Linked DNA regions of Homo sapiens: all the other regions are linked to region 2. Evidence: chromatin contacts called from ENCODE Hi-C or POLR2A ChIA-PET data. All regions are on one chromosome and are shown on one strand. The core of a region is the stretch at or near the end of the contact, and the rest is flanking DNA. Distances in the headings are between cores, read along the strand shown. Region 1 overlaps LOC101928438 (a long non-coding RNA gene). Region 2 has its middle 140 kb from the start of NAMA. Region 3 overlaps NAMA (non-protein coding RNA, associated with MAP kinase pathway and growth arrest).

What was found. A loop is a pair of places that touch in the nucleus more often than their neighbours do. ChIA-PET counts read pairs that join two places held with the same protein, here RNA polymerase II (POLR2A). Pooled maps may share reads with other maps.
Region 1: a loop to region 2 is called in a pooled map, with 3 times the contacts of the local background. The contact joins two enhancer-like sites. A Hi-C loop is called at or near these places in 4 of 37 single-sample maps with no recorded cell type and 4 of 50 pooled maps.
Region 3: a loop to region 2 is called in a map with no recorded cell type, with 2.9 times the contacts of the local background. The contact joins two enhancer-like sites. A Hi-C loop is called at or near these places in 3 of 37 single-sample maps with no recorded cell type and 3 of 50 pooled maps. POLR2A ChIA-PET finds 5 or more read pairs at or near these places in 1 of 52 experiments (activated T-cell).

The regions. Positions count from the first base shown.
Region 1 is chr9:99,719,317-99,722,137 of GRCh38, reverse strand. All of the region lies in intron 2 of LOC101928438 (a long non-coding RNA gene), which reads left to right. The region is part of intron 2 of LOC124902234 (a long non-coding RNA gene); the gene reads right to left. Among named protein-coding and RNA genes, the nearest start is that of NR4A3, 100 kb to the left of the region's middle. Within about 2 kb of position 1,302, at least 5 of the 41 ENCODE cell types and tissues checked have a DNase peak (open chromatin) inside an H3K27ac peak, as active enhancers do.
Region 2 is chr9:99,512,255-99,515,002 of GRCh38, reverse strand. No RefSeq gene overlaps it. Among named protein-coding and RNA genes, the nearest start is that of NAMA, 140 kb to the right of the region's middle. Within about 2 kb of position 1,307, at least 3 of the 41 ENCODE cell types and tissues checked have a DNase peak (open chromatin) inside an H3K27ac peak, as active enhancers do.
Region 3 is chr9:99,367,287-99,369,986 of GRCh38, reverse strand. NAMA (non-protein coding RNA, associated with MAP kinase pathway and growth arrest) reads left to right here. Exons shown (of 6, transcript NR_102271.1): 4 at 2,179-2,326. The region is part of intron 2 of LOC124902232 (a long non-coding RNA gene); the gene reads right to left. Among named protein-coding and RNA genes, the nearest start is that of NAMA, 6.6 kb to the left of the region's middle. RefSeq lists enhancers at 317-898, 1,385-1,434. Within about 2 kb of position 1,431, at least 15 of the 41 ENCODE cell types and tissues checked have a DNase peak (open chromatin) inside an H3K27ac peak, as active enhancers do.

The DNA of each region.
Region 1 (2,821 bases), core at 53-2,552, 210 kb before region 2:
GAAACTACTAAACAGTTTTCCAAAGTTATTGCATCATTTTATACTCCCAGCAGCAATATATGAAAATTTGGATTGCTCCACATTCTTTCCAACATTTGATGTTGTTAATCTTTTCTTAAAAAATTTCAGTCATGTATGTGTGTATGTGTGTATATGTGTGTGTTTTACTTTGCATGAAACTTATAAATAATAAAGTTGAGTATCTTTATATGTGCTTGTTGGCCATTTGTATATCTTCTTTTGTGGCTGTCCAAGTCTTCTTTAAAAAATGATTTGTCTTTTTATTATTGATTTATAGAATTTCTTTGTATGTTCTATATGCAATGTATTTGTCAGAGAGATATATATTATATATATACATAATATTCACTATATATAGATATATTTTATATTTTATATATAAATTTTATATTTATATAATACATAAATATATTATCTATAATATATAAAATATATAAGTATATTATATATAATTTATATATAAAGTATAAATTATAAATATATAATATATATAATTTATATATAAAGTATAAATATATAATATATATAATTTATATATAAAGTATAAATTATAAAAATATATAATGTATATATATTTTATATTTTTATATCTAAAATATTCACTATATATAGCTCTATCTACATATCTATCTATCTACTGAATTTTTTTTCTCAGTGCGTGGCTTGTGATTTATTTTCTTGACGGTGTCTTGATGAGCAAATGTTTTACAGTTTTAGGTAGTACAGTCTATTAGTGTTTTTATTTTATGGTTTATGCTTTGTATGTTCTTGAAAAATGTTTGCCCATTGCAAGGTTGCAAACATTTTCTTCCACTTTTTTTTCCTTTGTAACTGTATTATTTTATATTTACATTTAACTCTATAACCCTTCTCATATGGGTTTTTTTGGATGTGGTGTGAGGTAGGGGTCAAGGTTCTTTCTCTCTCCCTTTTTGTTTTGGATATCCAGTTATTCCAACCCAGTCGTTGAAGAGATTTTTCTTTTGTCATTGAATTGCTTTATATATGGTTGTATTTCTGTACTCTATTTTGTTTCTAGTCCTGTTTTGTTTTCTGTTAGTAATGATTTTGAAATAGGAATAGATTGGGATTCTTAGATATATAGAAGTTAATGAATTAGTATAGTCTCACAATAAGCATTTTTTTTTAACCACTTGAAGACTTTTTCTTGTGTTCAATGAACACAAGATCACTTATTTGATCCTTATGTGAGTACTTGAGGGGAAGTGGTTACAAGGAGCCAGAGTGCTAGCGTGTTTTGGCTTTTACTTTCTGTTTTAAGCAACATCTTCCAAGAATAAGCTGAAATCAGGCAAGAATTAGCTGGTTTGAGAGCAAAAACAGAGGGAATAGAGAGAGTCTAGAAATGCAGGGGCTGACAGGGTTGGAAAACCCAGCTATTCCTGAACTGAAATAAGCTGCTGCCTTTCTATACAAACCTATTATTTCAAATGGTTGCAGTGTAGCTGCCATGAGTTGAGAGAGGTAAAAGCTAGGTCACATTTGACCTTTTGCAATTAGTTAAATTTTTTTGCTGAATTCTTACCCACTTATATTCCACCCAGTGTCTCTTTCTCTGGTGCTTTGGCTCAGGTGAACCAGAGGTCATGTCCTGGCTCTCCTTGGAGGGCCCATCTTTCCTTAGAATTCAGGTTACTTGTCCTATGATTGCAACTCTCTAATAGTTCAAGAAAAGCTCTGATTTGTAGTCTATCCGGCTTTATTGTTGTGAACGTTGGACAGATATATTTTTAGCTTTTTACATCCCATGTGGAAATAGAACTCCCAAGAGAGTGATTTAGAAAGATATTATTCATCTTGTAAGATAACTTCCTGTAGTATTCCTTTGAATCGCAATATCCATTACCATTCCCTTCAATCTGTTTCTTTATGGGATCTTACTCACCTGCCTCCAAACTGCTAGACTACATCTCCTGGAATGTGCAATTTGGCATGTATTTCTATTCTAAGTAACATGCACAGATCCTGGAAAAACTAAAAGACCCTGTTTGTTGATTAATTGATGAATGGAATGTATTTACCAATCTTCTCACCTGACAAATCCTTATCTGTCTTTCAAGACCAAAAGCAAATGTCACTTCTTCTGAGAAAGCTCTATGAGTTCCTTTAGGAAGAGTTAGTTATTTTTTCTCTATGCCTTCATAATACTTTGTACATTCCTCCACTAGATGATTTTTATATCTTTTAGTTTAGATTGTGAATAAGATTGGAGCATGACCAATTCTTCTTATTTTGTATCTTTAGGTGCCTAGAACAACGTGTGGTACTTATAATTATGACTCAGTTTGTCAAATGGATGCATAAAAATTGATTTTCTAAATGAGCTGCTGAATATCTTTGTTGAATGATTATACACATTGGGTTTTGCATTTATGTAACTTTTATGTACATGAAGAAATGTACTTGTAAATGTATGTGTATATGTGTGTGAGTGTGTTTCATCTCCTAATGATGCAGGTAATTGCAGAATTTGCTTAGGACAAAGATATGGCACCTCTGCCATCATTTTCTCCTTGTATGCCATACCGTGAGATAAACCACCTCTGTTCTTTTTCCTGTTGATCCCAGGCATGAATTTAGAATCTGATCTTTCAATAATAATTCCACCAATAAACCAGATATTTCCCCTTCCTTAATCTAAGAGGCTCCTATCACAATAAGCGGGGGGGTCACCTTTGATTGATGCCCTTGCTGAATGGTACCTAGAGGGAAGATTCTAATAAGCTGCAGACACTTTGCAATTCCTGTCTTTCAGAACTTAATCGCATTTGCATTTTGG
Region 2 (2,748 bases), core at 58-2,557:
GTTGGGATTACAGGCATGCATCACCACACCTGGCTAATTTTGTATTTTCAGTAGAAACGAAGTTTCACCATGTTGGTGAGACAGATCTCGAACTCCAGACCTCAGGTGATCCACCCGCCTCGGCCTCCCAAAGTGCTGGGATTACAGGCGTGAGCCACCGCGCCCGGCCCCAATTTCAAATTTATCAGAAAGAGCTGCTTAGCTTTCAGTGTCCTAGCATGGACCCTGTTACATATAATGGTCTTTAGGCCACACTCCTTTTAGTTAGAAAACATGAGTGAGTGAGTTGGTATATTCTTCTTCTTCTTCTTTTTTTTTTTTTTTTTTTTGCTTATTCACTGTTAATTCCTCTTAAAAAATCAAAGGGTAGGAGAACTTTAAGCATTTCGAAAGAGACAGCTAATCAATACACATTATTCTCCAAACATTCTAGCAAATTCAAGGAAATTATAAAGTGCCTCCTAAAGACCTCTTCAGATATCTGTGTGCCTGCCCTTCAGAGAGAAAGTTTCCTCTTGGCACATAAAGAAGTCAAATTAGGCCCAGAAGAGACTATCCTTGTTGGAGTGTGAATGTCAAAGAAACTATCTTCAGTAAAAGAGCTTTCTCTCTCAGCATGCTCTGGAGAGAAGAATAACTTTGGTTATTGGTGATGCCTGTGAAATGCGTAGTGAAAGAGTTTTGGGGATCACAAGAACTGATATTTGTATGAAGTCTGAATGTCTTGATTAGTAGGGATTTTAGCTTCTCGCATCCTGGGTAAAGAAACTTTTTACTTCAGAGTGCACTGGGATTTGGAAGCTGCAAAAGGGATAGTACCCAGCCTCTCCCAAGAGAGGTGCTAAGTGCCTTTATCAGGGCTCAGTGGTACCTGCTTGGAAACAATCTCTTTAGATGTATGGAACAAACACTTGCCCATCTCCTCTGCCAACTTCAGAGCAAGGACCTGGTATGACTTTGGGGCCAGGACATTGTCCCCAGCCCAGAGGACAGCCCTGCTTGGAGGATATTTACAAATACTTTCCTGGTGACCAGGTTTCATAGCTTAGAGATTTCAAGAGAATTGGCTTAGAACAAAAGGCAGTCCCTAGGAACTGAAACTTAAAGAGTTTCACAATCGTTAATCAAGCTAAAGTTCACCTTTTCTGTGGGTGGGTGAGTCCCATGATTCCAGCTCAGTCTAGTCCAAATGGCCAGAGTCTCCTTTTGGGATCAAACCACAGCTGAGCACCCTCCCAGTCCCTGAGAGGAGGTCACATCTCTCACAGCCTCCTGAGTGTCAGAGGCTGCAGCCACCGGTGGTCCCTACACCAGTCAGTGTGGTCCAAGCTCAATGTCCCTGCTTATCAGTTTACAGAAATTATTCAGTATCTGTTTATACTGCAAGAACTAGCTCAGAAGCCCTAGTCACCTACCTCTGGGGGATAGTGCAGGAGCAATCTACTCAGCTCAAACACATTAGGAAGTAGCACTGTTTAGAGTATAATTCAAATGTCAATTTTTCCATTTTCCATCTGTATAACTTTGGTCATATACTTAACTTCTGTGAGCTTCAGTTCTCTTACCTATAAAATAGAAATAATATTTTATTTCTTAAATAATATAAATGATATAAAGCATGCACAGTGTTTAGCCCAAACCCTGGCATGGAGTAGGCCCTCAGTAAATGATGGATTTAAACTATGCCAGCAATATAAGACATGGAAGTGGAGGCTTCTCCTTCATTGAATTAGGGCAAGGCCTCCCTTCTTGGGCTTATGCCAACTGGGAGATGGTATTAGATCGGGGAACACCTTGGTGAAATCAGATCCAAGAGAACTAGGCTTGAGTTCAGAGTCCCTCTGGCTCTGAGGAGGTTTCTGTCAGGCCCCATGGCTGTGCCAGATTCTGCCGGAAACATTGTACTTTTTAGTAATTCTTGGTAGTCCATCTCTCAGGACAACCACGTTTTGGTTGATACATGATACATCTCTAAACCCTTGATTATACCAATGATCCAACTGAAAGACAGCTTGGGTCTCCTTATGGGGTCAAGGATGCTTCACAGAGCCTCTTAAAGCATCTAAAATGTACCAGACATTAATCTAAATGCTGGGGATAAGGAGATAAATAAACTAAATGCCTGCCCTCATGGGGCGTATATTCCCATGGGGAGACAGACAATAAACAAGAATGTAATTAATATAATATATAATACAAAAATTTAATATAATATAGTGTTATGAAAAAAAAAAGCAGCCGAGGAGATCAGAAAAGGCCTTTCTGGGGAAGTAATGTTTGAGCAGAATCATGGATTAAGTAATGAAGAAAAGCATTGAATGTCTGCGCTAAAACTGTCCTGTGCAAGTGGAATGACAAGCACCAATTTCCTGAACCAAGAGAGTGGTTGTTGGATTAGAGAACAGAAGGGGCTAAAGTGAGGTCAAACAAGGAGACAGAAGAAAGTGAGGTTGAGGGGTCAGGGTAAGCCAGATCTGCAGGGGTCTCACAGATCATGATAATGTCTTTGGAGTTTATTTTGAATGAGACAGGAAAACATGGGGGGTCTTTGTGATTGATCTGATTAATGTATTTAAATGATCACTCTGGTTGCCATAGGAAGAATAGACAATCAGCTGGTGAAGGTAGAAAAAGGAAGACTGGTGAAGACCCTTTTGCAGTGTTCCAGACAGGGGATGTTTGTGGGTTGGGGGAAGGTGGTATTGGTGGAGATAAGAACTGGCTGTGTTCAGGATATATTTTGAAAAT
Region 3 (2,700 bases), core at 182-2,681, 150 kb after region 2:
CCCACCTTCAGACCCTGTGTAGGCACCGTATAGGATAGGGTAGGGTAGCAGGTGACACAGCTGGAAAAGCAGATGGGGGTCAAGTCGGGCCTTCCAAGGTTTGGACTTTATCTTACAGGCAGTGGGGAGCTGTTGAGAGCATTTTGAGTGGGGCAGTGACACTGCTGGCTCTGCATTTTGGAAAGGTGGTTTTCAGAGCAGTTTGGATGATGCTGGGGAGTAGCTGACAGGTTGAAGATCAGTCCTGAGGAGCAGGTCAGTGAAACATGATAAGGGCATTGGCATTCAGTCTGGGGCGTGAGCAGTGAGGCGGTCACCCAGGCTGGCTTGAGGGGCAGCACAAGCACACAAGCCCAAATCATATCCGAGGAGAAGTGCAGATCCACTTGGAGGAGCCAGGTTTGCCTTACATCCAAGAGGCAAGCTCAAGGCTAGTGATGAGCCAGAGGGCAGGGGCAGAGCAGATGAAGGGACTCCATGAGAGCGCAGGGCCAGGGTGGGACGCCAGGGCCGCTAGTGTGAGGGCTACTGCTGGAAAGGGCCGCAGGGCCCGAATTGAATGTGGGTGTGCATGAGTGCATGTATGTGTGTTGGGCGTATGTGTGGATAGTGATGCATGCATGCACATGTCCTGGGCTGGGAGGAGAGGGCACTGGGTTAAAGGGTGACAGACTAGGGGATAATGAGGGCCCCCAAAGGCTTGGAGGGGAGACACACAGGCAGGAGTAGGTCTTAACACCCACATGGGCACTCAACCCTTGGCCATCTCTGTAGCTGCAGAAAGCAGAGCAGTGAGCTTCCCAAAACAGTTTTGTTGCCTTGGTCATGCATCATACTGGAAGGCAGCGCCTGCAGCAACTCCCAGCTGTCCAGCTCAGGAGTCCCGCCACTGTGCCCCAGGCACCTACTTAGCACGTGATACCAGAGACACAGACATGAAAACCCGGTCTTAAAAACAAAAACAAAAACAAAAAACTTGAATCAAACTCCTTTCCGGCACTTTCCACTGATTTTCTAGACGTTTGTCCTCTGTGCTCAGGGCTGAGGAAACCGGCTTGCCTGCAGGCTGGTCGTTCCAGGGGGTTCCTTTGAAAACTTCCTGCGGTGTCCAGGAGCGAGCAGCCTGCTGCACACAGGACGCAATGCCTGCTGAAATCCCAGATGAAAGTGAGCGGCATCGCCGAGACAAGGCTAGATCCTTTTCAGCACAGCGATCCCTTCCTTCCTCCTTTCCTCCCACAGCTCGGCTAGAGTTTTCTGCCCAGAGGAACTCTGTGAGAGCGTTTCAGAGCCATCCGGGCCGCTTGCCCCCAATAGGGCTACGCTGGCTGGCTGACCCCCCTCCTGCTGGGGGGTACTGTACCCACGGCCCGGGGCTTCTCTATCCCTCTCCTCCCCTCCCGCTGCTGACGCACGCTTCCTATAATAAGCCTCTGTTACTTGGAGCAGGGGCGGCTCCGTAGTAAGCCGAAACCGCTACTATATTTACACCCTTTCCACATTTAGACAAAGGCTATTTTTAACAGAAGGTCTATTTGTGGGGGTTGCCCACGTCACACTGTTCACATGCATCTCACCATCCTCAGTCTGTTCTTCTGATTTCACACTTGTACCGGGCCTCTCTCCTTCTCTCTCTCCCCTTCTCTCCATCATTTTTCTTTCGTTTATTTCTTCCTTTCTCCAATGTCCTTCCTTTCTTTAATCAGATTGAGGTCTTTGGCAGGCTATTTTGCCAGAGTCCTTCAGGGGACAGCGAGGCCCTGTCCTCACGGAGCAGAGTGGGCAGTGCGGCCACGTGCTGGGCTGTGAACTGTTCTTGGCACCTACTGTGGGGACCAGCAGAGACCCCAGTCCCCAGAGGCTCCATATGGGCCTGTTCTGCCTCCAAGTTTATGTGGGCAGGATGCTGGGATCATGACAGCCTGGCCTTTTCTCCTCATGCCAGTCTAGTTTTATTGGTGGGAGAGGAGAGTGTGTGTGTGTGTGTGTGTGTGTGTGTGTGTGTGTGTGTGTGTGTGTGTGTGTTGGGGAAGGGGTGGTGAGCAAGGTCAGAGGAAAATAAGTCAATGGGGTCATCATTCATGCAGAACACTTTTTCAACTTAAATATTAATTTTATCAGATTTGTCTAAGATGACAGAGTTTTTGTTTGGGTGAAAGGAGGTTTCATATTTCCTAGATTCATAATCCACTTAGGAAAAAGGAGGGGGGATGCACGGAGTTAGCACATATTAAGTGCCTGCTGTAGTCAAGCCCTGTTGGACACCAGGGACATCTGGACCTTGACAACGGAGCGAAGGGGTGGTCCTGCCTGCACCAGGTTTCAGGTGAGGAGATTGAGGCCCACAGAGATCCGGGACTGGCCTCACTTAGCTGGTAAGTGGCTGTGCTGGGACTTAAATCTATGTGTCTGGCTACCAACTGCATGCTGGCCCCAAATCTCAGACCTCCCCCATTGTTACTTTTTCGGCTCTCTAAAAAATCAGCAATCTTCATTAACACTGTTTCTGTTATTTTCTTTCCCTCGTTCTGCTCCTCTCCTCACCCTCCCACCCCAATGAGAAGAGACCTTTCCCACCTCAGAACCCCATCTGCACTTCCTTGGTCTACTTCTTCAGTTGATGAGTCATCTGAAATACAGACATGTCAGAATCTAAAAAGGACACCAGAAAAGGCCTTGTGGGCACTAAAGGGTCCCAGA